2 separate regions of the Homo sapiens genome follow, and region 1 is linked to region 2. Evidence: chromatin loops called from intact Hi-C (ENCODE). Cell type or tissue: endothelial cell of umbilical vein. All regions are shown on one strand. Links, peaks and the distances in the headings refer to the core of each region. The heading gives the core; the rest is flanking DNA.

What was found. A loop is a pair of places that touch in the nucleus more often than their neighbours do. Peaks named below come from ENCODE experiments on the same cell type or tissue, not always from the same donor. Only the 100,000 strongest peaks of a DNase experiment are listed, where the experiment ranks them.
Region 1: a loop joins it to region 2, with 23 times the contacts of the local background. A loop is called at or near these places in 4 of 110 quality-filtered maps.

The regions. Positions count from the first base shown.
Region 1 is chr15:24,373,228-24,389,714 of GRCh38, reverse strand. All of the region lies in intron 2 of LOC105370733 (a long non-coding RNA gene), which reads right to left. It overlaps LOC102725165 (a long non-coding RNA gene), which reads left to right and starts at 4,305. Exons shown (of 3, transcript XR_007064541.1): 1 at 4,305-4,399; 2 at 11,939-12,003; 3 at 12,866-13,002. In endothelial cell of umbilical vein, for the core only: no CTCF peak of the experiment used is centred there; no DNase peak of the experiment used is centred there.
Region 2 is chr15:24,158,833-24,175,319 of GRCh38, reverse strand. PWRN2 (Prader-Willi region non-protein coding RNA 2) reads left to right here and starts at 5,372. Exons shown (of 2, transcript NR_152824.1): 1 at 5,372-5,547; 2 at 6,425-10,543. The region is part of intron 2 of LOC105370732 (a long non-coding RNA gene); the gene reads left to right. It also overlaps a transcript of LOC105370733 not described here. In endothelial cell of umbilical vein, for the core only: no CTCF peak of the experiment used is centred there; no DNase peak of the experiment used is centred there.

The sequences.
Region 1 (16,487 bases), core at 3,773-11,772, 210 kb before region 2:
TATCTAAATGTGTTATCCTGGAAGACATCGTAGAACAGAAAACAAACATTAAGTAGGAGAAAAACAAATCTGATTAATATGTGGATATCAGTGAATGAGAATGCATAATGTTGGTGTGTTAATTGTGGCAAATACCCATGCTCATATAAGAGGTTAATAATGATGGAAACTCTGTGTTGGTTGCATATTAACTCTCCATGCTGACTATGCAACTGTTCTGTAAGTCCAAAGCTAACGTAAAATAGAAAAGCTTTTTTCTTTCTTTAAAAATTTACTGCTGACCTTAACAAACTGAATATTATCAATATTGTTGATGCTCTAAATGTGCAGCTCCCCAATTTCATGGCATTTTTTACCCCCATGAAGGTTACTATTATTTTCAGTTTCCTATTTGTCATTGCCATTTTATATTATTTTTATGTCTAGGTTTATATTTCTAAATAATATGTTGTTCAGTTTTTATTGTCTTCACATTAAGATAAAGGTGTTCAAAATAAGTCTATAATTCTATTCAAATAATGAGAAATCATCAGATGAATCCACATTGTGATGCTTCCTATAAAGTACCTCACCAGTTCTTCTCTTAGGGGCCAAGATTCTTCAAGATAAACAAAGACTGGGAAACTGTTGCACATCAGACAGGACCTGATGTGGCTGGTAGACCCTAAGATGGTGCCCAATGATCCCCACCTGCCAGGGTGCATGACCTTGTATTGTAATCCTCTCCCTGTGGGTATAGGCATGAAATTTGACTTGTTTTCGTACAACACAATAATACAAGAATATTAGATGTCACATGACTGATCATGATACATAAAGTTGTGATTTTTTTTTTTTTTGTCTTGCTAGCAAGTTCTTTGCCTTGATGGCTTTGATAGAGCATTCTGCTACTTGGGAGAAGTCCACATGGGAAGAAACTGAATACAGCCTCTGGTCAACAGCCAGCAAGGAACTGAGGCTGCCCTACAGTTTGCAATTTAAATTTCTGACTAATCCAAGCCCCCTTTTAAGTAACAATATATCACTTAAGATGTAGTGTGAACACATTACAGTAACAGAATAACCCACATTCTTTCCTTCTATCACTTATTGCAGTTATTCATCTCACTTATATAAGCATAAATGCACATAAATGTTTGCATGTATATATATATACATACACAATGATATATATTTAACCATATCTAATCAAATATTAGTCATACTACTGTTTTTAACAAGCTGTTCTTCGTTAGATTAATTAAGCATAAAATTATTACTTAGATTAGCCACTAAAAAGGTAAAAAAAACCAGATATGCTAAGAAATGAGATGAACAGATATAAAGTGCTCAAAACAACGAAAGGTAGAAAATGAGTGAAATACAAAAATAGGAACAAAGACAAATCAACAACTGAAAAATGGTAACAAATTTGGTAGATTTTTAATCCAACTATATCAATAATCACTTTAAATGTCAATGTTCTAAATGCACTACTTAAAGGACAGAATGCATCAATAAAAAGAAGCATGGGATAGAAAGAATAAATTCATGTAACACGTTACAATCGGAGAAACACGAGAACATCATGAGGTTTGCAGGAGAATGTCAAAGAACATTTAAGAAGTCACGCAGACAGGCCAAGCATGGTGGCCAACACCTGTAATCCCGGCACTATGGGAGGCCGAGGAGGGTGGATCACTTGAGGTTAGGAGTTTGAGACCAACGTGGCCAACATGGGGAAACCCCATCTCTACTAAAAATACAAAAATTAGCTGGGCGTGGTGGCACCTGCCTGTAATCCTGGCTACTCAGGAGGCTGAGGCAGGAAAATCGCTTGAACTTGGGAGGCAGAGGTTGCAGTGAGCTGAGATGGAGTCACTGCACACCAGCCTGGGTTACAAGAGCAAAACTCTGTCCCAAAAATAAAATAAAAAAATAGAATAAAATAAAGACCAAAACTATCAGACAGCTTACAGGTAGGGGATTTTAAAGACACAGAGGCAGAGGTAATACACAGTTATAAATTAATATATTGAGGTTACACATTGGTTTTAGCCTAAAATGATGAAGTATCTTGAAGGGAAGAAGTGGAAGCTTACAGGTCATAGGGGGATTCAAAGATTTACTGATTTGTGATTATTTAAGAAAGTAAAATTTGTCAGAAAATTTGGGATCAGCAGAAAATAATGGTACTTCTGGCTCATAGACATAACATCCTGTAGGCCCCTCAGGAAGAAATTCAGAATAAAGAATGGCAGAGTTCATTTCATAGATCCCCTTTATCTGAGGTCTATGTGCCAGTGGATCCATTTGGTAGAGGGGCAGCTTTCTGAACAACAACTCAGGGACATATGCTAAGCTTTGATTTTTAGTTTCCATAGGGAACCCCATATTCCCATGACTCTCCATTCCTTGCTACTGTTTTAACTTCTTGCTTGTGAAGTGGCTCATGAACTTCTCAGAGGTAGAGAGGTGCCTGGAATTTCTGTGAAGGGACTCAAGATTTTCCTTTATTTCCATGCTTCGGGTGGTACACAGGCCCCTATGAGGGGTCCCTGCACCTTCTCAGGCCCTAAATAAATCCTCATCTGCTTGTGGGACTCCTGAATTTCTTCTACCATGTTCTTGCTTTTGTATTGCTTGCTGCTTTCAGGTGAGAAAATTCCTGTTCAACCTTGGTGGATGAATCTCATCGTTACTGGCCAAGACATTTGGATGACTATTCATATATGAATTATGTCAAGAGTGCCAAAGTTCAGTATAAAATAATACACATCAGTTGATCCACTATTATTTAATAGAAAGGTGGGTAAATTATTGACTATGTCAATGAAAATGGAGATATAAATAGTTGCCAGCAGAAAAATATTTTTAAAATATTAAGCTAAATGAGAAAAAATAATAAAATATCTTAACACCCTTCCTAAAAGTGATTGTTACAAATATATTTGCTGCATAGAGCAAAATTATGTGTACATTTTCTAAGTGGCATTTTAAAAATTTGTCACTGAGACTATTTATTACTGCCTCAATTTCAGAGCCATTCTTGGTCTGTTCAGGGATTCAGTTCCTCCCTGGTTCAGTCTTGGGAGGGTGTATTTGTGCAGGAATTTTTCATTCTTTCTAGATTTTCTAGTTTATGTCCATGGAGGTGTTCATAATATTCTCTGATGGTTGTTTATATTTCTGTGGGGTCGGTGGTAATATCACCCTTGTTGTTTCTGATTGCATTTATTTGAATCTTCTCAACATCGCTCATTATTAGAGTAGTGCAAATCAAAACCAAAATGAAATACCATCTAACACCAGTCAGAATGGGTATATTAAAAAGTCAAAAAATAACAAATAACAAATAATCAAACAAATACCAGAAGCTGGCAAGATTGTGGAGAAAAAGGAACACATACACTGTTGGTGGCAGTGTAAATTAGGCTAACCATTGTGGAAGACAGTGTGGTGATTCCTAAAAGACCTAAAGACAGAACTTCCATTTGACCCAACAATCCCATTTCTAAGTATATATCCAAAGGAATATAAGTCATTTTGTTATAAAGACACATGAACACATATGTTCACTGCAGCACTATTCACAATAGCAAAAACATGGAATCAATCTCAATTGTCCATCAATGATAGACTGTATAAAGAAAATGTGGCACATATACACCATGGAATATAATGCAGCTATAAAGAAGAACCAGATGATGTCCCCCTTTGCAGGGGCATGAACGGAGCTACAGTCCATTATTCTTAGCAAGCTAACACAGGAACAGAAAACCAAATACCTCCATGTTCTCACTTATAAGTGGGAGCTAAATGATGAGAACACATGGACACATAGAGGGGAACAACACACTCAGAGTTCCTGAAACCATCGGTCTGGATTCCGATGAATGGGGCAATCAGACACACAAGCACACCAAGGCTTAACCATTCTGGCCACTGGAAGGGAAAGAAACTACCCAGGAATGCCACCTGCTTCCAACTAGCTGGTCCCTTGATTGGGGCTCTAGGGAATTTCTCTTTACCTGCTGAGATGTTTCTGTCTTGGGGAACTTCCTTTCTCTTCTTGCCACTGCACCAGCTGCCAACTACACTTCCTTACCACAGGGCAAGTGACATCTGAAGAGGCTGACAGACTTCAGAGCTGGGTAAGGCAACCAGAATACCCCCTGAACTGCCTCTGCCTGTTCTGTGATGTCACCTGACCTCTGCTCTGTTTACATATAGCTGATTGTGACATCATCTGGGTGTGTATGTTATCTGCATCTATGTCAACACCTGGGCTTTGCTCCACTTGGAGTCAGCTGATTGGCGGGAGGGCATCTGAAATTGAGAGGAGGTTTCAGGACGTTTACCCAGCCCTTTAGTGGGGATCTGTCTGGGACTGTGCAGTCTGAATCTGCAACTGTAAAAGGTACAATATCTACATTTAGGCCCTCATCTCTTTCTCTCTCTCCTCCTCCTTCTTTCCTCTGCAAGGTGATCTGCATAAGCCCCACTCCATCCAGGATCCAGCCCTGGAGGGAAACAGCCTCCAGTGCCCTAGCAGGGTCACTCTTTTTAGGGCCCTGGAGTACTTCTCACAGCTGTGCCAGTTTTTATGGGGAAAGGAAGGATGTGAGCTATTCCATAGGTTATCTAAAGGGCTTGCCACCATGCTTATGGTGCTTAATGTTGTTTATGTGAAAAAAAAGCTTAACAGCATATGGGATAAGTATTTAGGCAGTCCTGACTCCAACCCCTGTGCCCTTTTTGTCTGCTAATTTACCATTTAATTTGTTGCCATTCGGTTACCCTCTACTAGGGTACTAAGGACAGCAGAACATGGACTTGGGATGAAGTTGATGTGCTGGTGGGCCCGGGGCGGGGGGTGGAGGGGGGGCGGTGGTAGGGGAGTGCTGTGCTAGCTGGTGCTAATCACTAGCCTGCCCAAGTAGTTTATTCTCTGGTCTCTTTGGCTGTCCCAACTCTGTGGTGACATTGGCACAAGTGTTCCTTTAGGACCATGAGTGGTATAAATTGCACTGCTTATATGAAGCTTGAAAAGTCTTTCCAACCCATAGAGGTCTGGTTGAAGGATATGAGCAGTGCAGAACAGAAGAGAGACAACAAATAAAAGTTGTCATCACTGTTTCACAGGGATGAGCAGTATGGACATATAAACCAAGTCAGGAGGGGAAACAAGGTCTCTATCACCTCTGAAAGGCCCCTGGGGCATACCCTAGCTAAGTGTAGATCCTATAGCTATAAGCCCATGACTAAGAGAAAAATGGTCTATTATTGCAGTGCTGTTTGGACTGTGGACAAGTTATGTTATAAATTTTGACCTCTGAAAGGACGCAACCAATACTAGCCTTTAATGCAGTTAGACTCATTTTGTCAGAGGTCGGGAAAATTAGAAAAAATACAATATGTCCAAACCTTCATCCTTTTTGAAAATCAGGATTCATACCATGAGGGAAGATGTACCAAAGGACAGAATGGAAAAAAGGCTCTTCACAAGCCAGAGAGCCAAATTCAGGCAGAAAGCAATGAAGAAGAATTAGGACTTTTAAATGTCCTACACCCAAGCTGTTTTAGCAGCTCCAGCCGCCACAGCCAGAACGCACCTGGCCTCTGCTCCACCCCAACAGCTCCCACTGCAGTACTGCCATACCGGGCCCTTAGCACTGGCCTCTGCGTTGGCCCAAATTGCCTTCATGCTACCAAGTGAGGCATCAGACCAATAAGAGGGAGCTACTCTGCCACCTCAGTATAATGAGAGAACAGAGACGGCCTCTCCTTCCAGTGCTTGACAGGGTACACGATTTAGCAAGGAAGTGCCATGGCCAGAGCAAGGGAATTCCCATTTATAAGGATGGCCATGGGTGGCTTGGATGCGAGTGGGCAACCTGTCAGACATTACTGGACATCCAGCCCATTTTCAACAACTAACTTGTGAAACGGAAAAACTCCACCCCACTTTATAGAATGGATCCCCAGAAAATGACTGCTCTCTATGTGTCTATCTGTGCCACCCACCAGTGTACCTGAGCAGATGTGTAGCCTCTCCTAAATATGCTTCTGGCTGCAGACCAAAGAAGATCCAGAGTCTTGGTGTCTCCATGAAACAAATCCAAATACCCCAAACCTGAAGGAACCATTCTGGATGCAAACCCTAATTGGGGCTCCAATTGATAAGGGGACATGGCCCATCTGGAATATTCACAAACATTCTTCATGTTTGGACTCAGGAAAGGGGTGCCAAAACAGGAAGCCTCACTAGGAATGACCCCTTCCCTGCTCCAGAGACAAAGAAACAGAAGTTTCAACCATAAATGTGGAATGAACAAGGAAGGCTCTGCATCAGAAAAATCGAGGCAAGCCTCTGGAACACAGCCAGCGTGCCTAGTGTAAGGAGAAAGGCCACTGAAAGGATGACTGTCCCAAAAGAAAGGACCAAGGGGCCAGAAAAAGGAGGAATATGACTAGGAAAAAGCCCACAGTCAAATCATGGAGCAGGGTCACTGCTCTGACCACAGACAGTGATGCCTGGGGACTCTCCTTAATCACTTAGAGACAATTAAAATTTCCCCACAGGAACCCTGGGTACAACTGACAGTGAGGAAAAAGTTAATTGATTTCCTGGTTGATACTGGGCAAACTATTCAGTTTTAACACTTTACGAGCAAAAAGCACCAAAATGATCATACCTGTGATAGGAGTTGCAAGAATAATGCAACAAAAGGCTTTCCTACAACCTTTAGAATGCAAACTAGAAAGTTTGGACCTAAGGCATTGCTATTTCTATATGCAAGAATGCCCAATTCCCTTGCTGGGAAAAGACCCATTATGCAAATTAAATACTCAAGTAATTTATCCCCAGAGAAACAACTACAGCTGCAGGTCCTGCTAGAGCAAGCACTGCAAGTAACATGTTATTCACTTGCCTTAAGAAGAAACAAGAATTCTCCCTTAGAAGTCTATGAGAGAGTGTGTAATTGTGAATAGGCAGACGGAATCCCAGGAAAAACAAGAAATACACAGTGAGTGCACATGGAAAAAATAGAAGGGGCTACTGTGACCTGGGCGGCGGGGGGGAGGCGAATAAAAAAAATCAGTATACATTAAGAAAGGAAGCCTTAGAAGGAATACAGCCTGTCTTTCAAAAATTTGAGAAGTGGACTGATTCATCCTTGCAGATCCCCATATAATAGCCCTATCGTGCCTGTAAGGAAGCTACACATCTACAAATATCAATTTGCCCAAGACCTGAGAGCTGTTAATAAAATAGTCTTGGATATTCACCCAATGGTGCCTAACCCATATACTCTACTGACTGCTATATATAGATAGTATGAATGCTTTTCAGTGCTAGATCTAAAAGATGTTTTGTTCTGCATTCCAATTAAAGAAAAGACCCAGCAATTATTATTATTATTTTTAATGACAGGACCCAGAGACTAAAACAGTCTTTCAATACTGTTGGACAGTGGGGCCTCAATGTGTTGAAAAATGCACCATCGATTTTTGGGGAAATACTGGCAAAAGACTTAGGAGACCTACAACAAGATTAAGAAGCCTGGCTAACCACACGTAGATAATTAATACCAGCCACAACTATAGGAAATGCTTAGCTGAGGTCATCTTAGTTTTAAATCACCTGGTACAATATGGATACAAAGTATTCCCAAGAAGCCCCAAATACAAAAGTAGAAAGTAACCTGTCTTGGCTTTAGGTTAAAGCAAGGCCAAACGAGCCTGGTCTGGTCAAAAACAGGCAATGGCAGCCATAAAGTCCCAGAGAATGGGGGCAACTGCGGGGATTCTTAGAAAGGGTTAGCTTCTCCCAGATTTGGATTCCTAAATTTGGACTAATGACCAAAACCCTTTATGAATCCCTAAAGGGACTAGACTCAGAGGCCCTTCTCTGGCCATCTAAAGGTCAACAAACATTTTATACCATCAAAGAAAAGCTGATATCACCCTCTGCACTGGGATACCAAATTCCCAAAAGCTGTTCAAATTCTATATCCAGAAGAAACAAACCATAGGTGTGGGTTGTGCTAATCCAAATGCTGGGAGTTGTCCCACATTCCATGGCCCATTTCTCTAAACAATTAGGCCACAGGTTAAGGGATGCCCCCGCCTTCCTCTGGGCAAAAGCACCCACTGTGAAGTCCTACAGGAAGTAGAACAATTTACTCTGGGACAGCCAGTTACTGTGTTTGTGCCCCATCAGGTGCTGACTCTGCTAGAATGAAAGGGAGGCTACTGGCTCACTGTGGGGTGAGTGGGCAGATACCAGGCCATCCTCTTACATGATCCAAATATCACCCTACAAACCACCATGGCTCTAAACCCTGCCACACTGCTCTCAGCCACTGAACACAATCCTGGGTTAAAGCATGACTGTAAATCCTTGATGCAGCTTATTCAAGCATGCTGAACCTGTCAAACTAGACAATGAGTGCTCTGGACTTGAACTACACTGATGGGAGCAGCTTAATGAAAGATGTGCACAGAGCCGGATATGCCACCGTGACTGCCAAAAGGGTAATAGTAGTCCATACCCTTCCTGCAGCTACCTCCGCACAAAGTGCTGAGTTAATTGCTCTTACCTGAGTCTTTAGAACTGTCCCAGGAAAAGGGAGTAAACATTTATTCTTATTCCATAAATGCATTCCTGGAAATGCACGCCAATTGGGTGATCTGGAAACATAGAGGAGGTTACTTATAATCAGAAAATACAGATATTAAACACTCAGGAGAAATTCTGGCCTTAGTAAAGGCAATTGCCTTGCCTGCCCAGGCTTCCATCATTCACTTCCCCAACACCAGAGAGACAATTCACAACCAAAAGTAAGCAGGCAGCTGGCAAAGCTGCATAATGAGCTGCTTGGGAGGCACAGGTCCTGGGACATGAATACTCCATTTGGAATTACTAGATTTTAAACCTCATTACACTGAACAAGATCCCAAATGTGCCCGAGCCAGGGGTTTGAGAAAAGAGATTCCAATTCCCCTGGAAAACTGACACCTACAGGATGATGAAACCACAAGGCCTTGGTTTATCCAATCTCAAAACATCTACATAAAGGAACGCACTATGGGAGTGATGTCCTCGCCAACCTAGTGCAACCACATCTCAGTAGCCCACACTTCCAAAATATCACTCGGAAAATTACAGAAGGATGCATCTTGTGCACTACAAACAATCCCAAGACAGCATGTAGTCCTCCTAAAAAGGAAATACAGTACAAAGGGCTGAGTCCCTTCAAAGCCTGAAAGGTGGGCTTCACTCAGATGCCTGCCTGGTTATGTGAGCTAAAGTAAGATGTGAAGCTATTAATAAGAGAAAAAGCAGGAGAGATAACCAATATACTTTTGTTAACATGAAGTTCTCAGTTAATTCTAGAGTAATAAGTACATACTTGATCTTTGCTGAAACTACCTGAATGGGTGTAGACAGTGGCTTTCCTCCAAAACAAAATAGACTGCTGGGTCTCTGGGGGAGGTACCCCTTTCTCCACTGCTGACTTGCCATTGCACATCCAAGCAACCACCTCGAGCACTTGGAGTTATGTTTATACGTAGGACAAAAGTAAAAATTCTCACCCATTTCCCATCTATGATTACAGTACCACTCACCATGAGTGCTCCACTTTTGGGGAAACCTGGAAACATATCTTCCATCTGGCTCATAAGCAGGTTAACATCACCCCCTCTATAGACTATGCTGTACATGACAACATAGGATGGCTGATGATGGTGCAAATTCAGGCAATGGGTCAGGCACCTCTACGCAACCAAAAACACAAGAGCAACACACCCCACACTAGCAGCCAGGCTAAGGGATGGTTACCTCTTAGCAATGTGGCCAAACCCATCAACTGAATAATAATATGTGGCTAGGATGGCAAAATAGTATCAAGCTACATGGTGGGGCCTATCCATTCTCCTGGAGATAGCTATAGGCCTGAAGCAGTCATAGCTGGTCTTACTTACCTTACAGCTGGACTGGCAGAAACACCTGGGGGTGCCCTTACCTACCAGGACACATCCTGTCCCATCTGGACTGTCTCCCTGACAACTGGGAAAATGTGAAGGACAGACAACACCATCAAAAATGGGCACCCTGTTGGTTCTACTCACCAGCTGCCTTTTCCTCCCAGATAGCAAACACAGATGTAGAATTATAAGTAGAGACCCTAAGTATAGAGCTGCTGCCAGTAATAACACCTAACCCAACATTACCCTTCCCACTGAAAAATCATGCAGATTAGGCAAGTGACCCTACAGAACCCTATGGCCTTAGATATCCTAACTGCAGCCTAGTGGGACACTTGTGCATTAAGACTGAATGGTGCATATATACACCAGATTATTCTCACGATATAATCCAGGCTATGCACGCACTGAATACTCATATTTCTGCTATAAATGTCCTCTCCCAGGATCCCACAATATCATGGTTTAGTCGACTTCCAGGTCCATGGAAGACTCTCATATACTGTATAATTGGTATTCTACTCCCCGTTCTGTTTGGTTGCTGTAGTTTTTGTTGCTTTTCAAGATCTGTACGGAGATGCAGGATAAACTTTCCCAGAAATTTTTGGGTCCCCACACTATAATGCTCCAACACATTCTCACATTAGTCTGGGAACCCACGAATAATTCCAACTCCAGGTAAACAGATTCCAATCTGATAACCTCTAACTGTGCCCCTTCCCCATGGTATATAAGCCCTATGTGAGACTCAAATATCTGCTCATAAATCCCTACTAAATGTTTCTTTCTAAGAGACTGGTTATATCAGCCTCTATCTTCAGCTATTCAGCTTCCTCATATTTTGGTGGTAGGTTTGCAAAGAACTGCCTTCCATGGACTGCTAACTATTAAAAATGGAGAGCTTTTAGTGGAGTACTGAAATCCCTATCTTACATATGTAGAAATAATTTTAAAAATGATGGTCCTAGAAATCTGTTGAGGAGGAAGCAGAATTGTAATGAGTTAGATGAATGTTTCCCTGACCTGGATTTAAGGCTTCAGGAAGACTGAATAAAGGGAACATGAAATCATGGTCTCAATTATATTAGCCACCCTTCCATTGAACTCTAACTTCCAATCAGTCTAAAGTGTGGATGGAGAAAGAGTGTTAGGTACTTGCCTCATGAAGAGGTCTAGGAATTTGGCTTGTTTGCAATGATAGTTTTTGAAAATTGTAGTGTCCAGGACAGCCACTCTGAAACCTGGTAGCTTAGTATATTATGAGAAATCATAATTTTTGTGCTGTCAGAGAGGTTGTTTGGGAACTTGGAGCACCACACGATGTCATCTGTGCCTGTGACATCATTTAGCACAGCTTTGAATTTAGTGCCTGTTTTCTTTTAAACCTCAGCTCTCCAGTCTCCATCTCCCTGATATGCCACATTGAGATGGGTTACAGCTTGTATGCATTTACTTATGTCTAACTTATGGCTTGCCATTCGAGCTTTTTTTTTAATTGCTTCCTGGTTTGGTGAAGCACAATCTTCACACTCTTCATCATGATAGATTAGAAAACATGCATTGAAATCAAGATAAAAAGGGATTTGACAAGTCACGAAAGTATGATAGTATCTCCAGTTCAAATGAAATAAATGGAAACACCCACCATGTTTTAAAATAGGAACCTTAAATGAAGCTGTCATGTCTCAAGTAATAAAGTATGAGCCTAAAGAAGTTAGTTTTCTTGAATTACAAATGCTCAAATAACACCACGTAACAGTTATCCTCATCTAAGAATGAGGAATGACTTCCATGAAGCTGAATGTCTCTTCCAAGTTTCTAGGTCACAGGAGCTCATTTCTCACTGTCACTATTACCATGGTGTAGACAATAGACCCTATGTTTATAGACGAAAAAAACAAGTCAACATTATACATGACCATGGGTGTGCAGAATGAAGTCTGATGTCTTTGTGGGTTTTTAGGCATGGTCCCTGGAAACAACCCTGGTGCTGTCCAGCAGCGTGTTGAACAGGAAGTTGTGTGTGTGGTGAGTGGAGAGTCCTTCCTGCTGTGGGATTCTTTGTTTAGCCAGCACATATGCAGAATCACCACTCAGCCTCTGTCTATCTCTTAAATCACTGCTGGAGGGTTGGGGATATGTTGTATTTTCTTCCTTCCTATCCTTCCTTCCCTTTCTTCCCTCTTTCCTTCTTTCCTCTCTCTCTCTCTCTCTCTTTCTTTCTTGGGTCTGACTTTTTTGCTCAGGCTGTAGTGCAGTCACACAATCATGGCTCACTGCAGCCTTGACCTCCTGGGCTCAATCCATCCACCTGCTTCAGCCTCCTGAGTAGCTGGGACCACCTGTGTGTGCCATTGTACTCAGCTACATTTTCTATTTTTTTTTTTTTTTTTGTAGAGACAGAGTTTCTCCATGTTGCCCAGGCTGGTCTTGAACTCCTGGACTCAAGCAATCCACCCACTTTGGCATCCCAATATGCTGGCATTACAGGCATGAGCCACCACACCTCGCCTGTTGTTTAGCCACTATCAGGTTTTCCATGCCCTTGAAAAACCTGTTTTGAATCTCAGCTGCCAAAAATCTGGTATGAAAAGATTTTTTTGTCCAGGCCCAGATAAGTAGAAACTGCCAAAACCACCAACCACCATATATACATATATATATACACACACACACACACACACACACACATACATACACACACATACACACATATATATATCTACACACACATACATATACATACATATATATACACACATACATACATATATATATATTTTTTTTGTTTTGTTTTGTTTTTTGAATTCCACCCACCTGCTGTCATAATGATGCCCATCCGGTGACTTTGGGGCTTGGGGATTGCTGATGTAATTCTGGTATTCAACAGAATACAAGGTTCCATAAAATTCCTGATGGAGATCGTGGAGTGAAAAGACATTATCACAGAATTCCAACAAGGCTTGAAGGCAGAATTATCTTTAGAAAACTAAGCCTGTATTAATAAAAAAAAATATGAAAATATAATTTATATTTCTTCTCACTAACATTCCTCAATCTTGGTCTTTGGCATCCAGAAACTTTGTCTGCCAAAATATGTTCAGTGGGATCATGTAGATATGTTCCTAAATGATATCTGAAAATGGGCCTTTCTGGGATTTGTGAGGCATAGGCAAATATCTCTGAAAACAGAGAGGTTACTGACACTCAAACGAGTTACTTGGTAATAAAGAGTGTGATGGGGAGGTCAAATATGGACAAGAGTTCCTTGAGTTTGATAGTGGCTTCCTGAAGTAGATGGATGTATGTATGGAAGGGTAAATGTATGCGGAAATCTGCTTGGCTATTTTTTTTCTCCATGTCCATTCATCTTCTGAGGCCAATTTTTTTTTGAGTCTTGATCTCCCTCTGTTTCCCAAGCTGGAGTGCAGTGACACAATCATGGCTCACTTCAGTTTGGAACTCCTGGGCTCAAGCAATCCTCCCAAGTCAGCCTCCCCGGAAGCTGGTATAATATACGCATGCCTGTCTTTTTAATTAAAAATAAAAAATCAAAGATTTCATTTTAAAATAGTTTTAGATATACATAAAGATGCAAACATAGTACAGCTAGTTTTACATACCCAGAAGTTTACTAGAATGTTACATCTTATTTATATACCCATAATGTATTTATGAAAACTAATAAACTTACACTGGTTTAAAACTATTAACTGAACTACAGACTTTCTTCTGAGTTTACCAGGTTTTCTAGTAATGCCATTTTTCTGTTCCAGAATCTAATCCAGGGTAGTATTAGAAATTAAATGTGCTATCTTTTGTATTAGTTATCAGTTGCTGCACAACAAATTGCCACATAGTGTGGTGGCTCAAAATCACACACACATTACTTACAGTTGCTCTGGGTCAGGAATCCAGATGTAGATGATGTCCAAGGCTGAGGTCTCAACTGAAGGCTCATCTGGAGAAGGATTCCCTCAAAGCTCACGTGACAGTTGTTAAGATTCCATTTCCTACCCTGGACTGATCATGGTGGGTCAAACTTGTAATCCCAATGCTTTGGTAGGTTGAGGCAGGAGGATTACTTGAGGCTAGGAGTTCAGGACCAGCTTGGGCAACATACTTAGAACCTGTTTCTACCACACACAAAAAAGAAAAAGGAAGGAAGAAAAGAAAAGAAGAAAAAAGATTAGCCAGATATGGTGGCATGTGCCTGTGGCCCCAGCTACTCAAGTGGCTGAGGCAAAAGGATTGCTTGACCCCCCCAGGAGTTCAAGTCTGCAGTGAGCTACATTCATGCCACTGTGCTCCAGCCGGGATGCAGAGTGAGACCATGTCTGTGAAAAAAAAAAAAATCCTGACTTGGTCAAGAAGACTTCACCAGTGAATGATTTTACATCTTCAAATAATTAATACCAATTTATCATATATTTTTCAAAAAATAAACAGTAAACCCCAAGCCTGTGGCACCTAGCAGTGAAATGAGGAGCAAGCAACAGAGCCAAGCATTTTGAGATAATGTGGTCTTGTCCCTCCGTCCATCAGCCATCAGCACCTGCAATTCAAATTCCACTTCCCAGAGAGGGAGGAAACTGGTGGCAGCCACATGTGCAGCACAGCAGTGTCAGCTCCAGCAACACCGCAGTCCCCAGGGTGTGCCTCCGGCTTCACGGAAGTCACCTGCTGCACTGGTTTGCCAACTGTTTGTTTTTCTAAGTCCTCATCTGGGAATAGGTAACAACTTTAATAATAATATTTAAATCCTTCTTTTGTTCAACTTTTAAGTTTCTAAAACTGTGATATTCCATTTTTTATAGATATTTATGAAGGCTCACAAAATGTGTCACATCAAATGTCTACATGTTAGGTCTCCTGAGCATACAAACTAAATTGACCTTAATGAAATACCAGAATTTAAATCTTGTATTTCTTCTAAATAATAAGTACCTGTTTGTCAACCCATATTTTCATGTTTGTCTATACTTGTAGGTAGTGTAAAGAAAGAAATATGCAAAACAATGAAATCATATTAAAAAGAGTAATTTATCACCCACCTTTCTCTCTCCCTTTCTAGTGTTTTCTAAATCTCCATCTATGTAGCCCAATTACATCTTTTTACTACTCTGATTTGGTTTTATTCACTTACACAATATAATTGTTTGCAAAGTCTGAAAATTACCTTGAAAAAATGTACATTTTTTCTCCTTTTCATGTGTTCCATTCTATTTGTGCTAAATAAATTTAGACCTTTCACATAAAAAACAGTAAGAGCAACATGAAGAATAGATCACTTTCCAATGTGAATTATCAGCCTTATACCACAGCTAGACAAAGTTACTGAAGAAAAACTATGATCATATTGATCATATGACTTATGAACATAAACACAAAAATTAAAGGAAATACTATCAAAGCAAATAACTGACATGTAAAAATTTATAAATTTTGACGAAGGTATACATCTTACGAATGCAAATTTGGTTCAACATACGAAAAGAATTAGTGCCATAAACTATATTAAGAGATAAGGGACACAATACACATGGTCATCTTAAAAGATGAGCAATAAGCACCTGCTAAAGTGAAATTTCATTCCTTATAAAACCATGCAACAAGTTAGGCAAATAAGAAAAGTTTCCTCACCATGAAAGCACAGAAAACCTCACATGACATCCTAAATCTTCTGAGAAGCTCAAGAACTTTCTTGTAAAATTAGAAACAAGAGAAGGCTATCACTTTCACAGTTTTATTCAACACTGTATTGGAGGATATGAACAAGGTAATTGGTATAGAAAATAAATATAAAAAAGTCAGATTTGAAGGAAAGTCAAATTATGTCTCCAAATGACATGATCCTGCCTACAGACATCATAAAATCTCTAATAAAACATAACAAAATATGAAAAAAGGGTTAAGCAAGCTTGTAGTACAGCTTAGTACAGGTCAATATGCAAAATCAACTGTATTTTTATTTATTAGCAATTAACAATCTAAAAACAAAATTTCAAAAACCATTTCATGTAAAATGGCATAAAAATTAAATACCTATGAATTAATTTAATAAAATAAGTATAAGATACATATACTGAGGACTAGAAAACATATCAAAGAAATTAATACAATTATAAATTAAATACATTGAGCTTAAATAAATTAAATACACTGCACTCCAGCCTGTAGGACAAAGTGAGACCCTGTCTCTGTCTCTCTCTCTCTCTCACACACACACACACACACACACACACACACACACACACACAGTCATTCTATCAAAAAGACACTTACACTTCTAGGTTCATCACAGCACAATCCACAATTGCAAAAATATGAAATCAATCTAAGTGCCCATCAACCAATTAGTGGATAAAGAAAATGTGGTGTGTGTGTGTGTGTGTGTGTGTGTGTGTGTGTGTGTGTGTATGTATATTACAGAATACTACTCAGCCATAGAAAAGAACAAAATAGTGTTTTTCAAAGCAATTTGGCCATTATCATTAGTGAAGTAACTCAGG
Region 2 (16,487 bases), core at 2,856-10,855:
TGTCAAAGTATCTGTACATAAATTCTCTTCTTTAGTTAGAAACATTCTTTCCCATGGGTGTATGAATTACCAATTCTAAAACTACTCTGCATGTATTTTGGACTCATTGATTATATAAAGGAGGCCAACTATCTCACTGTTAGCGTGGGAGGTTACATACAAGTAGTGGGAATGGGGAAACTGATTTATGTAGTCTTGAATTAGATCATGGGTGCTGGAAACATTAATAAGAATTCATGCTGAACTTTACATAGGAATAAATGGAGAAATGTTGTAGAAATGCATATACATATGTGAGTGTGAATTACATACATACATATAATCCTTTGTTCTGTCAGATGACAAAACATAGAATTAACAGACGCCTGGCAGAAATGACAACACCATTGCCGAGACCTTTGTTTCTAATGCCATTCACCAAAAAAGGAACTAGGAATTTGGGGGAAAATGGTAAATGGCATGGCTGGGAAGGGAATCAACACTATTAAGCTTAAGTACCTTGTAGAGCCAGAAAGTAAGAAAAAGTTAAACAACACAACCAAACAACACACCACACAAACCAAATCAAATAGCAATAATATGGGTATTTCAAAGTGGTAAAGCAGCTGACTGAAAGGCCTTCTAATGACCAGCACTAGCACAATTTGAACAATACAATAAACTAGTCTAATCACAGGGGAAATAAATATTTTTTATTTGCCAATATTCCATATAATATAAATAATTGACTAAATAAATGCTGGAGAAGAGATACATTGCCTATGATAATGAAATACAAACGATACTATACAAGTTCTGCCCTAAGGAGGTGAAGAATAATTCCCCAATATTAAGTATGCGCTGTGCATAGTGACGTTTTTTTCAAAAAGTACGACGTGGATAGGGGGAAAATTAATTTTACAGTGGAGAAACTGGACACACACTGCCTCATCCAGGTGCTCAAATTAGTATCAATAGTGATAAAAGCATTTTGAGAATATATGCCCATGGTATAATGAGTATTACACTCACTCCTGTCTCTTCTTCTTCCACATCTACAAATTCAGTCTAATTGTTAGTAAAAACAATCATAGAAATCCTAAATGGAGGATGTCAATGCCACGAAAAACATGGAAATTCAGAGAAACTGCAGAGACAAAAAAAGCTTAAGGAGACATGATATCTAAAGGTGTTATCCTGGAAGAGATCCTAGAACAGAAAACAAACAGTAATTAGGAAGAAAAGAAATCTGATTAATATGTGGATATCAGTGAATGAGAATGCATAATGTTGGTGTGTTAATTGTGACAAATACCCATGCTCATATAAGAGGTTAATAATGATGGAAACTCTGTGTTGGTTGCATATTAACTCTCCATGCTGACTATGCAACTGTTATGTAAGTCCAAAGCTAACGTAAAATAGAAAAGCTTTTTTTCTTTCTTTAAAAATTCACTGCTGACCTTAACAAACTGAATATTATCAATATTGTTGATGCTCTAAATGTGCAGCTCCCCAATTTCATGGCATTTTTTACCCCCATGAAGGTTACTATTATTTTCAGTTTCCTATTTGTCATTTCCTTTTTGTATTATTTTTATGTCTATGTTTATATTTCTAAATAATATATTCAGTTTTTATTGTCTTCAAATTAAGATAAAGGTGTTCAAAATAAGTCTATAATTCTATTCAAATAATGAGAAATCATCAGATGAATCCACATTGTGATGCTTCCTATAAAATACCTCACCAGTTCTTTTCTTAGCAGCTGAGAGTCTTCAAGATAAACGAAGACTGGGAAACTGTTGCACATCAGACAGGACCTGATGTGGCTGGTAGACCTTAAGATGGTGCCCAATGATCCCCACCTGCCAGGGTGCATGACCTTGTATTGTAATCCTCTCCCTGTGAGTATGGGCATGAAATGTGACTTGCTTTCACACAACACAATAATACAAGAATATTAGATGTCACACGACTGATCATGTTACGTAAAGTTGTGATTTTTTTTTTTTTTTTTGGTCTTGCTAGCAAGCTCTTTGCCTTGATGGCTTTGATAGAGCATTCTGCCACATGGGAGAAGTCAACATGGGAAGAAACTGAATGCAGCCTCTAGTCAACAGCCAGCAAGGAACTGAAGCTGCCCTACAGTTTGCAATTTAAAATTCTGGCTAATCCAAGCCCCCTTTCAAGTAACAATATATCACTTAAGATGTGGTGTGAACACCTTACAGTAACAGAATAACCCACATTCTTTCCTTCTATCACCTATTGCAGTTATTCATCTCACTTACATAAGAATAAATGCACATAAATGTTTGTATGTATACATATACACACACAATGATATATATTTAACCATATCTAATCAAATATATTCAAACTAATGTTTTTAACAAGCTGTTATTTGTTAGATTAATTAAGCATAAAATTATTACCTAGACTAGTCACTAAAAAGGTAAAAAAATAGAGATATGCTAAGAAATGAGATGAACTGATATAAAGTGCTCAAAACAACAAAAGGTAGAAAATGAGTGAAATACAAAAATAAGAACAAAGACAAATCAACAACTGAAAAATGGTAACAAATTTGGTAGATTTTTAATCCAACTATATCAATAATCACTTTAAATGTCAATGTTCTAAATGCACTACTTAAAGGACAGAATGCATCAATAAAAGGAAGCATGGGATAGAAAGAATAAATTCATGTAACACGTTACAATCTGAGAAACAAGAGAACATCATGAGGTTTGCAGGAGAATATCAAAGAACATTTAAGAAGTCACACAGACAGGCCGGGCATGGTGGCCAACACCTGTAATCCCGGCACCATGGGAGGCCGAGGAGGGCGGATCGCTTGAGGTTAGGAGTTCGAGACGAACCTGGCCAACTTGGGGAAACCCCATCTCTACTAAAAATACAAAAATTAGCTGGGCATGGTGGCACCTGCCTGTAATCCTGGCTACTCAGGAGGCTGAGGCAGGAAAATCGCTTGAACTCAGGAGGCAAAGGTTTCAGTGAGCTGAGATGGAGTCACTGCACTCCAGCCTGGGCTACGAGAGCAAACCTCCATCCCCAAAATAAAATAAAATAATAAAATAAAATAAAGACTAAAACTACCAGACAGCTTACAGGTAGGGGATTTTAAAGACACAGAGGGGAGGGGTAATACACAGTCATAAATTAATATATTGAGGTTACACATTGGTTTTAGACTAAAAGGATGAAGTATCTTGAAGTGGAAGCTTACAGGTCATAGGGGGATTCAGAGATTTTCTGATGTGTGATTATTTAAGAAAGTAAAATTTGTCAGAAAATTTGGGATCAGCAGAAAGTAATGGTACTTTTGGCTCATAGACGTAACATTCCATAGGCCACTCAGGAAGAAATTGAGAATAAAGAATGGCAGAGTTCATTTCATAGATCCCCTTTATCTGAGGTCTATGTGCCAGTGGATCCATTTAGTAGAGGGGCAGCTTTCTGAACAACAACTCAGGGACATATGCTAAGCTTTGATTTTTAGTTTCCATAGGGAACCCCATATTCCCATGACTCTCCATTCCTTGCTACTGTTTTACCTTCTTGCTTGTCCAGTGGCTCGTGTACTTCTCAGAGGTAGAGAGGTGCCTGGAATTTCTGTGAAGGGACTCAAGATTTTCCTTTATTTCCATGCTTGGGGTGGTACACAGGCCCCTATGAGGGGTCCCTGCACCTTCTCAGGCCCTAAATGAATCCTCATCTGCTTGTGGGACTCCTGAATTTCATCTACCATGTTCTTGCTTTTGTACTGCTTGCCGCTTTCAGGTAGGAAAACTCCTGTTCAACCTTGGCAGACAAATCTCATCTTCACTGGCCAAGACATTTGGATGACTATTCGTATATGAATTATGTCAAGAGTGCCAAAGTTCAGTATAAAATAATGCACATCAGTTGATCCACTATTATTTAATAGAAAGGTGGGTAAATTATTGACTATGTCAATGAAAATGGAGATATAAATAGTTGCCAGCAGAAAAGTATTTTTAAAATGTTAAGCTAAATGAGAAAAAATAATAAAATATTTTAACACCTTTCCTAAAAGTGATTGTTACAGATATATTTGCTGAATAGAGCAAAATTATGTGTACATTTTCTAAGTGGCATTTTAAAAATTTGTCACTGAGACTATTTATTACTGCCTCAATTTCAGAGCCATTCTTGGTCTGTTCAGGGATTCAGTTCCTCTCTGGTTCAGTCTTGGGAGGGTGTATTTGTGCAGGAATTCTTCATTCTTTCTAGATTTTCTAATTTATGTCCATGGAGGTGTTCATAATATTCTCTGATGGTTGTTTATATTTCTGTGGGGTCAGTGGTAATATCACCCTTGTTGTTTCTGATTGCATTTATTTGAATCTTCTCAACATCGCTCATTATTAGAGTAACGCAAATCAAAACCAAAATGAAATACCATCTAACACCAGTCAGAACGTATATATTAAAAAGTCAAAAAATAACAAATAACAAATAATCAAACAAATAACAGAGGCTGGCAAGATTGTGGAGAAAAAGGAACACTTATACAATGTTGGTGGGAGTGTAAATTAGGTTAACCATTGTGGAAGACAGTGTGATGATTCCTAAAAGACCTAATGACAGAACTTCCATTTGACCCAACAATCCCATTTCTAAGTATATATCCAAAGGAATATAAATCATTCTGTTATAAAGACACATGAACACATATGTCCACTGCAGCAATATACACAATAGCAAAAACATGGAATCAATCTAAATTGTCCATCAACGATAGACTGTATAAAGAAAATGTGGCACATATACACCATGGAATACAATGCAGCTATAAGGAACAACCAGATGATGTCCTTTGCAGGGACGTGAATGGAGCTGCAGTCCATTATTCTTAGCAAGCTAACACAGGAATAGAAAACCAAATATCTCCATGTTCTCTTATAAGTGGGAGCTAAATGATAAGAACACATGGACACATAGAGGGGAAGAACACACTCAGAGTTCCTGAAACCATTGGTCTGGTTTCCAATGAGTGGGGCAATCAGACACACAAGCACACCAAGGCTTAACCGCTCTGCTCACTGGAAGGGAAAGAAACTACCCAGGAATGCCACCTGCTTCCAACTAGCTGATCCCATGATTGAGGCTCTAGGGAATTTCTCTTTACCTGCTGAGATATTTCTGTCTTGGGGAACCTCCTTTCTCTTCTTGCCACTGCACCAGCTGCCAACTACACTTCCTTACCACAGGGCAAGTGACATCTGAAGAGGCTGACAGACTTCAGAGCTGGGTAAGGCAACCAGAATACCCCCTGAACTGCCTCTGCCTGTTCTGTGATGTCACCTGACCTCTGCTCTGTTTACATATAGCTGCTTGTGACATCATCTGGGCATGTATGGTATCTGTATCTACGTCAAGACCTGGGCTTTGCTCCACTTGGAGTCAGCTGATTGACAGGAGGGCATCTGAAATTGAGAGGAGATTTCAGGACGTTTACCCAGCCCTTTAGTGGGGATCTGTCCGGGACTGTGCAGTCTGAACCTGCAACTGTAAAAGGTACAATATCTACATTTAGGCCCTCATCTCTGTCTCTCTCTCCTCCTCCTCCTTTCCTCTGCAGGGTGATCTGCATAAGCCCCACTCCATCCAGGATCCGGCCCTGGAGGGAAACAGCCTCCACTGCCCTAGCAGGGTCACTCTTTTTAGGGCCCTGGAGTACTTCTCACAGCTGTGCCAGTTTTTATGGGGAAAGGAAGGATGTGAACAATTCCATAGGTTATCTAAAGGGCTTGCCACCATGCTTATGGTGCTTAATGTTGTTTATGTGAAAAAAAGCTTAACAGCATATGGGATAAGTATTTAGGCAGTCCTGACTCCAACCCCTCTGCCCTTTTTATCTGCCTAATTTACCATTTAATTTGTTGCCATTCGGTTACCATCTACTAGGGTACTAAGGACAGCAGAACATGGACTTGGGATGAAGTTGATGTGCTGGTGGGCCGGGGCAGGGGGTGGAGCGGGGGCAGGGTGGTGGTGGGGGAGTGCTGTGCTAGCTGGTGCTAATCACTAGCCTGCCCAACTAGTTTATTCTCTGGTCTCTTTGGCTGTCCCAGCTGTGTGGTGAGATTTCCACAAGTCTTCCTTTTAGGACCATGAGTGGTATTAATTGCACTGCTTATATGAAGCTAGAAACGTCTTTCCAACCCATAGAGGTCTGGTTGAAGGATATGAGCAGTGCAGAACAGAAGAGAGACAACAAATAAAAGTTGTCATCACTGTTTCACAGGGATGAGCAGTATGGACATAGAAACCACGTCAGGAGGGGAAACAAGGTCTCTATCACCTCTGGGAGGCCCCTGGGGCATACCCTAGCTAACTGTAGAGCCTATAGCTATCAGCCCATGACTAACAGAAAAATGGTCTATTATTGCAGTGCTGTTTGGACTGTGGACAAGTTAGGTTATAAATTTTGACCTCTGAATGGACGCAACCAATATTAGCCTTTAATGCAGTTAGACTCATTTTGTCAGAGGTCTGGAAAATTAGGAAAAACTACCATATGTCCAAGCCTTCATGCTTTTCGAAAATCAGGATTCATACCATGAGGGAAGATGCCAGCTGCTAGCTATACCAAAGGACAGAATGGAAAAAAGGCTCTTCACAAGCCAGAGAGCCAAACTCAGGCAGAAAGCAATGAAGAAGAATTAGGACTTTTAAATGTCCTACACCCAAGCTGTTTTAGCAGCTCCAACCACCACAGCCAGAACGCACCTGGCCTCTGCTCCACCTCAACAGCTCCCACTGCAGTACCACCATACGGGGCCCTTAGCACTGGCCTCTGCGTTGGACCGGATTGCCTTGATGCTACCAAGTGAGGCATCAGACCAATAAGAGGGAGCTACTCTGCCGCCTCAGTATAATGAGAGAACAGAGACGGCCTCTCCCTCCAGTGCTTGACAGGGAACATGATTTAGCAAGGAATTGCCATGGCCGGAGCAAAGGAATTACCGTTTACAGGGATGGCCATGGGTGGCTTGGATGAGAGTGGGCAACCTGTCAGACATTACTGGACATCCAGCCCATTTTCAACATCTAACTTGTGAAATGGAAAAACTCCACCCCACTTTATACAATGGATCCCCAGAAAATGACTGATCTCTATGTGTCTATCTGTGCTACCCACCAGCGTACCTGAGCAGATGTGTAGTCTCTCCTAAATATGTTTCTGACTGCAGACCAAAGAAGGTCCAGAGTCTTGGTGCCTCCATGAAACAAATCCAAATACCCCAAACCTGAAGGGACCATTCTGGATGCAAACCCTAATTGGGGCTCCAATTGATAAGGGGACATGGCCCATCTGGAATATTCACAAACATTCTTCCTGTTTGGACTCAGGAAAGGGGTACCAAAACAGGAAGCCTCACTAGGAATGACCCCTTCCCCGCTCCAGAGACAAAGAAACAGAAGTTTCAACCATAAACGTGGAATGAACAAGGAAGCCTCTGCATCAGAAAAATCGAGGCAAGCCTCTGGAACACAGCCAGTGTGCCTAGTGTAAGGAGAAAGGCCACTGAAAGGATGACTGTCCCAAAAGAAAGGACCAAGGGGCCAGAAAAAGGAGGAATATGATGAGGAAAAAGCTCAAAGTCAAATCATGGAGCAGGGTCACTGCTCTGACCACAGAGAGTGATGCCTGGGGACTCTCCTTAATCACTCAGAGACAATTAAAATTTCCCCACAGGAACCCTGGGTACAACTGACAGTGAGGAAAAAGTTAATTGATTTCCTGGTTGATACTGGGCAAACTATTCAGTTTTAACACTTTATGAGCAAAAAGCACCAAAATGATTGTACCTGTGATAGGAGTTGCAAGAATAATGCAACAAAAGGCTTTCCTACAACCTTTAGAATGCAAACTAGAAAGTTTGGACCTAAGGCACTGCTATTTCTATATGTAAGAATGCCCAATTCCCTTGCTGGGAAAAGACCCATTATGCAAATTAAATACTCAAGTAATTTATCCCCAGAGAAACAACTATGGCTGCAGGTCCTGCTAAAGCAAGCACTGCAACTAAGATGTTACTCACTTGCCTTAAGAAGAAACAAGAATTCTCCCTCAGAAGTCTATGAGAGAGTGCGTAATTGTGAATAGGCAGAAGGAATCCCAGGAAAAACAAGAAATATACAGTGAGTGCATATAGAAAAAATAGAAGGGGCTACTGTGACCTGGGCGGCGGGGAGGAGGCGAATAAAAAAATCAGTATACATTAAGAAAGGAAGCCTTAGAAGGAATACAGCCTGTCTTTCAAAAATTTGAGAAGTGGACTGATTCATCCTTGCAGATCCCCATATAATAGCCCTATCGTGCCTGTAAGGAAGCTACACTTCTACAAATATCAATTTGCCCAAGACCTGAGAACCGTTAATAAAATAGTCTTGGATATTCACCCAGTGGTGCCTAACCCAGATACTCTACTGACTGCTATATATAGACATTATGAATGCTTTTCAGTGCTAGATCTGAAAGATGTTTTCTTCTGCATTCCAATTGAAGAAAAGACCCAACAATTATCATTATTATTTTTAATGACAGGACCGAGAGACTAAAACAACCTTTCAATACTGTTAGACAGTGGGGTCTCAATGTGTTAAAAAATGCACCAACAATTTTTGGGGAAATACTGGCAAAAGACTTAGGAGACCTACAACAAGATTAAGAAGCCTGGCTACAACACATAGATAATTAATAGCCAGCCACAACTATAGGAAATGCTTAGCTGATGTCATTTTAGTTCTAAATCACCTGGTACAATATGGATACAAAGTATTCCCAAGAAGCCCCAAATATGTAAGTAGAAAGTAACCTGTCTTGGCTTTAGGTTAAAGCAAGGCCAAAGGAGCCTGGTCTGGTAAAAAAAAAAAACAAAAAACAGGCAATAGCAGCCATAAAGCTCCAGAGAATGGGGGCAACCATGGGGATTCTTAGAAAGGGTTAGCTTCTGCCAGATTTGATTCCTAAGTTTGGACTAATGACTAAAACACTTTATGAATCCTTAAAGGATTCACTAGACTCAGAGGCCCTTCTCTGGACATCTAAAGGTCAACAAACATTTTATACCATCAAAGAAAAGCTGATATCACCCCCTGCACTGGGATACCAAATTCCCAAAAGCTGTTCAAACTCTATATCCAAGAGAAACAAAGCATAGGTGTGGGTTGTGCTAATGCAAATGCTGGGAGATGCCCCACAATCCATGGCCTATTTCTCTAAACAATTACACCAAAGATTAAGGGATGGCTCCCCTTCCTCTGGGCAAGAGCACCCACTGTGAAGTCCTACAGGAAGTAGAACAATTTACTCTGGGACAGCCAGTTACCTTGTTTGTACCCCATCAGGTGCTGACTCTGCTAGAACAAACGGGAGGCTACTGGCTCACTGTGGGGTGAGTGGGCAGATACCAGGCCATCCTCTTATATGATCCAAATATCACCCTACAAACCACCATGGCTCTAAACCCTGCCACACTGCTCTCAGCCACTGAACACAATCCTGGGTTAAAGCATGACTGTAAATCCTTGATGCAGCTTATTCAAGCATGCTGAACCTGTCAAACTAGACAATGAGTGCTCTGGACTTGAACTACACTGATGGGAGCAGCTTAATGAAAGATGTGCACAGAGCCGGATGTGCCACTGTGACTACCAAAAGGGTAATAGTAGTCCATACCCTTCCTGCAGCTACCTCCGCACAAAGAGCTGAGTTAATTGCTCTTACCTGAGTCTTTAGAACTGTCCCAGGAAATGGGAGTAAAGATTTATTCTGATTCCATATATGCATTCCTGGAAATGCACGCCAATTGGGTGATCTGGAAACATAGAGGAGGTTGCTTGAAATCAGAAAATACAGACATTAAACACCCAAGAGAAATTCTGGACCTAGTAAAGGCAATTGCCTTGCCTGCCCAGGCTTCCATCATGCACTTCCCCAACACCAGAGACATAATTCACAACCGAAGGTAACCAGGCAGCTGGCAAAGCTGCAAAATGAGCTGCTTGGGAGGCACAGGTCCTGGGACATGAATACTCCATTTGGAATTACTAGATTTTAAACCTCATTACACTGAACAAGATCCCAAACGTGCCCAAGCCAGGGGTTTGAGAAAAGAGATTCCAATTCCCCTAGAAAACTGACACCTATAAGATAACGCCTACAGGATGATGAAACCCCAAGGCCTTGGTTTATCCAATCTCAAAACATCTACATAAAGGAATGCACTATGGGAGTGATGTCCTCGCCAACCTAGTACAACCACACCTCAGTAGACCACACTTTCAAAACATCACTCGGAAAATTACACAGGGATGCATCTTGTGCACTACAAACAAACAATCCCAAGATGGAATGTAGTCCTCCTAAAAAGGAGATATAGTACAAAGAGCTGAGTCCCTTCAAAGACTGAAAGGCGGGCTTCACTCAGATGCCTACCTGGTTATGTGCGCCAAGGAAAGATCTGAAGTTATTAATAAAAGAAAAAGAAGGAGATATAAGCAATATACTTTTGTTAACATGAAGTTCTCAATTAGTTCTAGAGTAATAAGTACATACTTGATCTTTGCTGAAACTACACGAATGGGTGTAGACAGTGGTTTTCCTCCAAAACAAAACAGACTGCTGGGTCTGTGGGGGAGATACCCCTTTCTCCACTGCTGACTTGCCATGGCACATCCAAGCTACCACCTCGAGCACTTGGAGTTATGTTTATACATAGGACAAGAGTAAAAATTCTCACCCATTTCCCATCTATGATTACAGTACCACTCACCATGAGTGCTCCACTTTTGGAGAAACCTGGAAACATTTCTTCCATGTGGCTTGTAAGCAGGTTAATATCACCCCCTCTATAGACTATGCTGTACATGACAACATAGGATGGCTGATGATGGTGCAAATTCAGGCAATGGGTCAGGCACCTCTACGCATCCAAAAACACAAGAGCAACACACCCCACACTAGCAGCCAGGCTAAGGGATGGTTACCTCTTAGTAATGTGGCCAAACCCATCAACTGAATAATAATATGTGGCTAGGATGGCAAAATAGTATCAAGCTACATGATGGGGCCTATCCTTTCTCCTGGAGTTAGCTATGGGTGTGAGGCAGTCATAGCTGGTCTTACTTACCTTACAGCTGGATTGGCAGGTACACCTGGGGGTGCCCTTACCTACCAGGACACATCCTGTCCCATCTGGACTCTCTCCCTGACCACTGGGAAAATGTGAAAGACAGACAACACCATCAAAAATGGGCACCCTGTTGGTTCTACTCACTAGCTGCCTTTTCCTCGCAGACAGCAAACATAGATGTAGAATTATAAGTAGAGACCTTAAGTATAGAGCTGCTGCCTGTAATAACACCTAACCCAACATTACCCTTCCCACTGAAAGAACTCGTAGATTAGACAAGTGACCCTGTAGAACCCTATGGCCTTAGATATCCTAACTGCAGCCCAGTGTGACACCAGTGCATTAAGACTGAATGGTGCGTATATACACCAGATTACTCTCACGATATAATCCAAGGTATGCATGCACTGAATACTCATATTTCTGCTATAAATGTCCTCTCCCAGGATCCCACAATGTCATGGTTTAGTCGACTTCCATGTCCATGGAAGACTCTCATATATGGTATAATTGGTATTCTGCTCCCCGTTCTGTTTGGTTGCTGTAGTTTTTGTTGCTTTTCAAGATCTGTATGGAGATGCAGGAAAAACTTTCCCAGAAACTTTTGGGTCCCCACACTATAATGCTCCAAAACATTCTCACATTATTCTGGGAACCCACGAATATTTCCAACTCCAGGTAAACAGATTCCAATCTGATACCCTCTAACTGTGCCCCTTCTCAGCAGGAAGAAACTAGATGGACTGTGTTGCCCACGTTCCTTGGAAATGCTATGGTCTTTTATGGTGCAGGATTGTAATTGAGTCATGTTGCTTCAAAATACACTTAAGTTTTTCCTTTCTCTTTTTTTTCCTTCCTCCCAGTCTCAGGATGTAACCTTGAAGCAAACTGCAGAAACCATTGCCTCAGTCTTCAAGTAGAACCTTGAAATATACTTTGGAACCACACCCCATTCAGTTTCCCACTGTACATGTCCATGCCTTATACACATTTATCTAACTGTATGCTGGCGAAACTCACACAATGCATAATTATCTAACTATATGCCTGTCAAAAAATACCAGAGGCTAATTTAAAATGAATCAAACATACAGGCCCAGCTGTGGTATTGTCTCTCTCTTAAAGATTGCCTCTGGATGGATACCTATGGTCTGGCACTATCAAGATGGTATCAGTCTGTGGCTCCAGGTGGACCATAACTCAAGATACACATGGGAGTAAGACACAGACTCCCTGAATCTGCACACCTCCTGCATGCCTCCCATGTTATGCATTATGCTTCCCTTTCTTTAAAAACCTGCCCTCAGTCCAACCTTGTGAACTGGTTTATACAGGTGTCATCCAGCCATTTCCCTACTGCTGGATTTGAAAAATAAAGTCACTTTCCTTTCACCCTGCAAGTCCTCCTTGTCATTGCTTTTGAATGCATAGAACAGCCGGACCTGCACTCAGTTACATGTGTATCATAAGAGGAATGGAATATGGCACTTTTCTCCTTGACTGGCAATGACTACTTGGAAAAAGGGGTACCTCATCTTCTGTATTACAGTATATTATTGAAGAAATAGACTTCTACTTTCACATAAGCTGACCAACTGCATTTACCCTCTAGCTAGCAGTGGAGGCAAAAACAACTCAATCTTGAAAGCTAATTCATCATGTTGACTTCTGATTAACCCCCGTTTGGAGACTGCCTCTAAGCTTTTGGTATAAATATTTTTTTCCTTTATATGCAAACTAGGGGATAAGATTTCTATTGTGTCTACTGTTCCTTGTGAAAATCATTATTTTTCTGTAAATCCTGCCCTTAGGTCAGAACCACCATGACTATAAATCCTGTGCTTAGATTCACATGGCATTTCTGCCTTTCCCTGACAGGTAGACTTCAGTTTTCCTACACATTCCTTCCCCATGGTATATAAGTCCTATGTGAGACTCAAATATCTGTTCATAAATCCCTACTAAATGTTTCTTTCTAAGGGACTGGTTATATCAGCCTCTATCTTCAGCTGTTCAGCTTCCTCATATTTTGGTGGTAGGTTTACAAAGACCTGCCCTCCATGGAATGCTAATTATTAAAAATGGAGAGCTTTTAGTGGAGTAATGAAATCCCTATTTTGCGTATGTAGAAATAATTTTAAAAATGATGGTCCTAGAAATCTGTTGAGGAGGAAGTAGAATTGTAATGAGTTACATGAATGTTTCCCTGACAGAGATTTAAGGCTTCAGGAAGACTGAATAAAGTGAACATGAAATCATGGTCTCAATTGTACGAGCCACCCATCCATTAAACTCTAACTTCCAATCAGTCTAAAGTGTGGATGGAGAAAGAGTGTTATGTACTTGCCTTGTGAAGAGGTCTAAGAATTCGGCTTGTTTGCAATGATTCAGGACAGCCACTCTGAAACCTGGTAGCTTAGTATATTATGGGAAATCATAATTTTTGTGCTGTCAGAGAGGTTGTTTGGGAACTTGGAGCACAACATGATGTCATCTGTGCCTGTGACTTCAGTTAGCACAGCTTTCAGTTTAGTGCCTGTTTTCTTTTAAACCTCATCTCTCCAGTCTCCATCTCCCTGATATGCCACATTGAGATGGGTTACACCTTGAATGCATTTACTTATGTCTATATTATGGTTTGCCATTCTAGCTTTTTTTTTTTTACTTGCTTCCTTGTTTGGTGAAGGACAATCTTCACACTCTTCATCATGATAGATTAGAAAACATACATTGAAATGAAGAACAAAAGGGATTTGACAAGTCACCTAAGTATGATAGTATCTCCAGTTCAAATGAAATAAATGGAAACACTCACCATGTTTTAAAATGGGAACCTTAAATGAAGCTGTCATGTCTCAAGTAATAAAGTATGAGCTTAAAGAAGTTAGTTTTCTTGAATTACAAATGCTCAATTAACACCACCTAAGTAACAGTTATCCTCATCTAAGAATGAGAAATGACATCCATGAAGCTGAATGTGTCTTCCAATTTTCTAGGTCACAAGAGCTCATTTTCTCACTGTCACTATTACTGTGGTGTAGACAATAGTCCCCATGTTTATAGACCAAAAAACAAGTCATTATACATGGCCATGGGTGTGCAGAATGAAGTCTGATGTCTTTGTGGGTTTTTAGGCATGGTCCCTGGAAACAACCCTGGTGCTGTCCAGCAGCGTGTTGAACAGGAAGTTGTGTGTGGGGTGAGTGGAGAGTCCTTCCTGCTGTGGGATTCTTTGTTTAGCCAGCACATATGTAGAATCACCACTCAGCCTGTGTATATCTCTTAGATCACTGCTGGAGGGTTGGGGATATGTTGTATTTTCTTCCTTCCTTTCCTTCCTTCCCTCTTTCCTTCTTTCCCTGTTTCCTCTCTTTCTCTCTCTCTTTTTGTCTCTCTTTCTTTCTCTCTCTCTCGATCTCTCTCTCTCTCTTTCTTTCTTGGGTCTGACTTTATTGATCAGGCTGCAGTGCAGTCACACAATCATGGCTCACTGCAGCCTTGACCTCTTGGGCTCAATCCATCCACCTGCCTCAGCCTCCTGAGTAGCTGGGACCACAGGTGTGTGCCATTATACTGAGCTAAATTTCCTATTCTTTTTTTTGTAGAGACACAGTTTCTCCATGTTGCCCAGGCTGGTCTTGAACTCCTGGACTCAAGCAGTCCACCCACTCTGGCCTCCCAATATGCTGGCATTACAGGCATGAGCCACCACACCTGGCCTGTTGATTAGCCTGCATCAGGTTTTCCATGCCTGTGCAAAACCTATTTTGAATCTCAGCTGCCAAAAATCTGGTGTGAAAAGATTTTTTTGTCCAGGTCCAGATAGGTAGAAACTGCCAAAACCACCAACCATCATATATACATATATATGTATGTTGTATTCCACCCACCTGCTGTCATGATGATGCCCATTTGGTGACTTTGGGATTGCTGATATAATTCTGTTACTCAACAGAATACAAGGTTCCATAAAATTCCTGATGGAGAACGTGGAGTGAAAAGAAATTATCACAGAATTCCAACAGGGCTTGACGGCAGAATTATCTTTAGAAAACTAAGCCTGTATTAATAAAAAATCATAATATGAAAATATAACTTACATTTCTTGTCACTAACATTCCTCAATCTTGGTCTTTGGCATCCAGAAACTTTGTCTGCCAAAATATGTTCAGTGGGAACCCGTAGATATGTTCCTAAATGATATCTGAAAATGGGCCTTTCTGGGGTATGCGAGGCATAGGCAAATATCTCTGAAAAGAGAGAGGTTACTGACACTCAAACGAGTTACTTGGTAATAAAGAGTGTGATGGGGAGGTCAAATGTGGACAAGAGTTCCTTGAGTTTGATGCTGGCTTCCTGAAGTAGATGGATGTATGTATGGAAGGTAAATAAATGCGGAAATCTGCTTGGCAATTTTTTTCCTATATGTCCATTCATCTCCTGAGGCCAATTTTTTTTTTGAATCATGATCTCACTCTGTTTCCCAAGCTGGAGTGCAGTGACACAATCATGGCTCACTTCAGCCTGGAACTCCTGGGCTCAAGCAATCCTCCCAAGTCAGCCTCCCCGGAAGCTGGGATAACATATGCATGCCTGTCTTTTTTAATTAAAAATAAACAATCAAAGATTTCATTTTAAAATAACTTTGATATACATAAAGATGCAAACATAGTACAGCTAGTTTTACATACCCAGGAGTTTACTAGAATGTTAACATCTTATTCATATACCCATAGTGTATTTATGAAAACTAATAAATTTATAGTGGTATAAAACTATTAACTGAACTACAGACTTTCTTCTGAGTTTACCAGGTTTTCTAGTAATGCCATTTTTCTGTTCCAGAATCTAATCCAGGGTAGTAGTATAAATTAAAGGTACTATCTTTTGTATTAGTTATCAGTTGCTGCACAACAAATTGCCACATAGTGCGGTGGCTCACAACCACACATACATTACTTACAGTTGCTCTGGGTCAGGAATCCAGATGTAGATGATGTCCAAGGCTGAGGTCTCAACTGAAGGCTCATCCAGAGAAGGATCCCCTCAAAGTTCATGTGATAGTTGTTAAGATTCCATTTCCTACCCTGGACTGATCACGGTGGGTCAAACTTGTAATACCAATGCTTTGGTAGGTTGAGGCAGGAGGATTACTTGAGGCTAGGGGTTCAGGACCAGCTTGGGCAACATAGTGAGAACCTGTTTCTACCAAAATAAAAAGAAAAGAAAACAAGAAAAAAGATTAGCCAGACATGGTGGCATGTGCCTGTGGCCCCAGCTACTCAAGTGGCTGAGGCAAAAGGATTGCTTGAC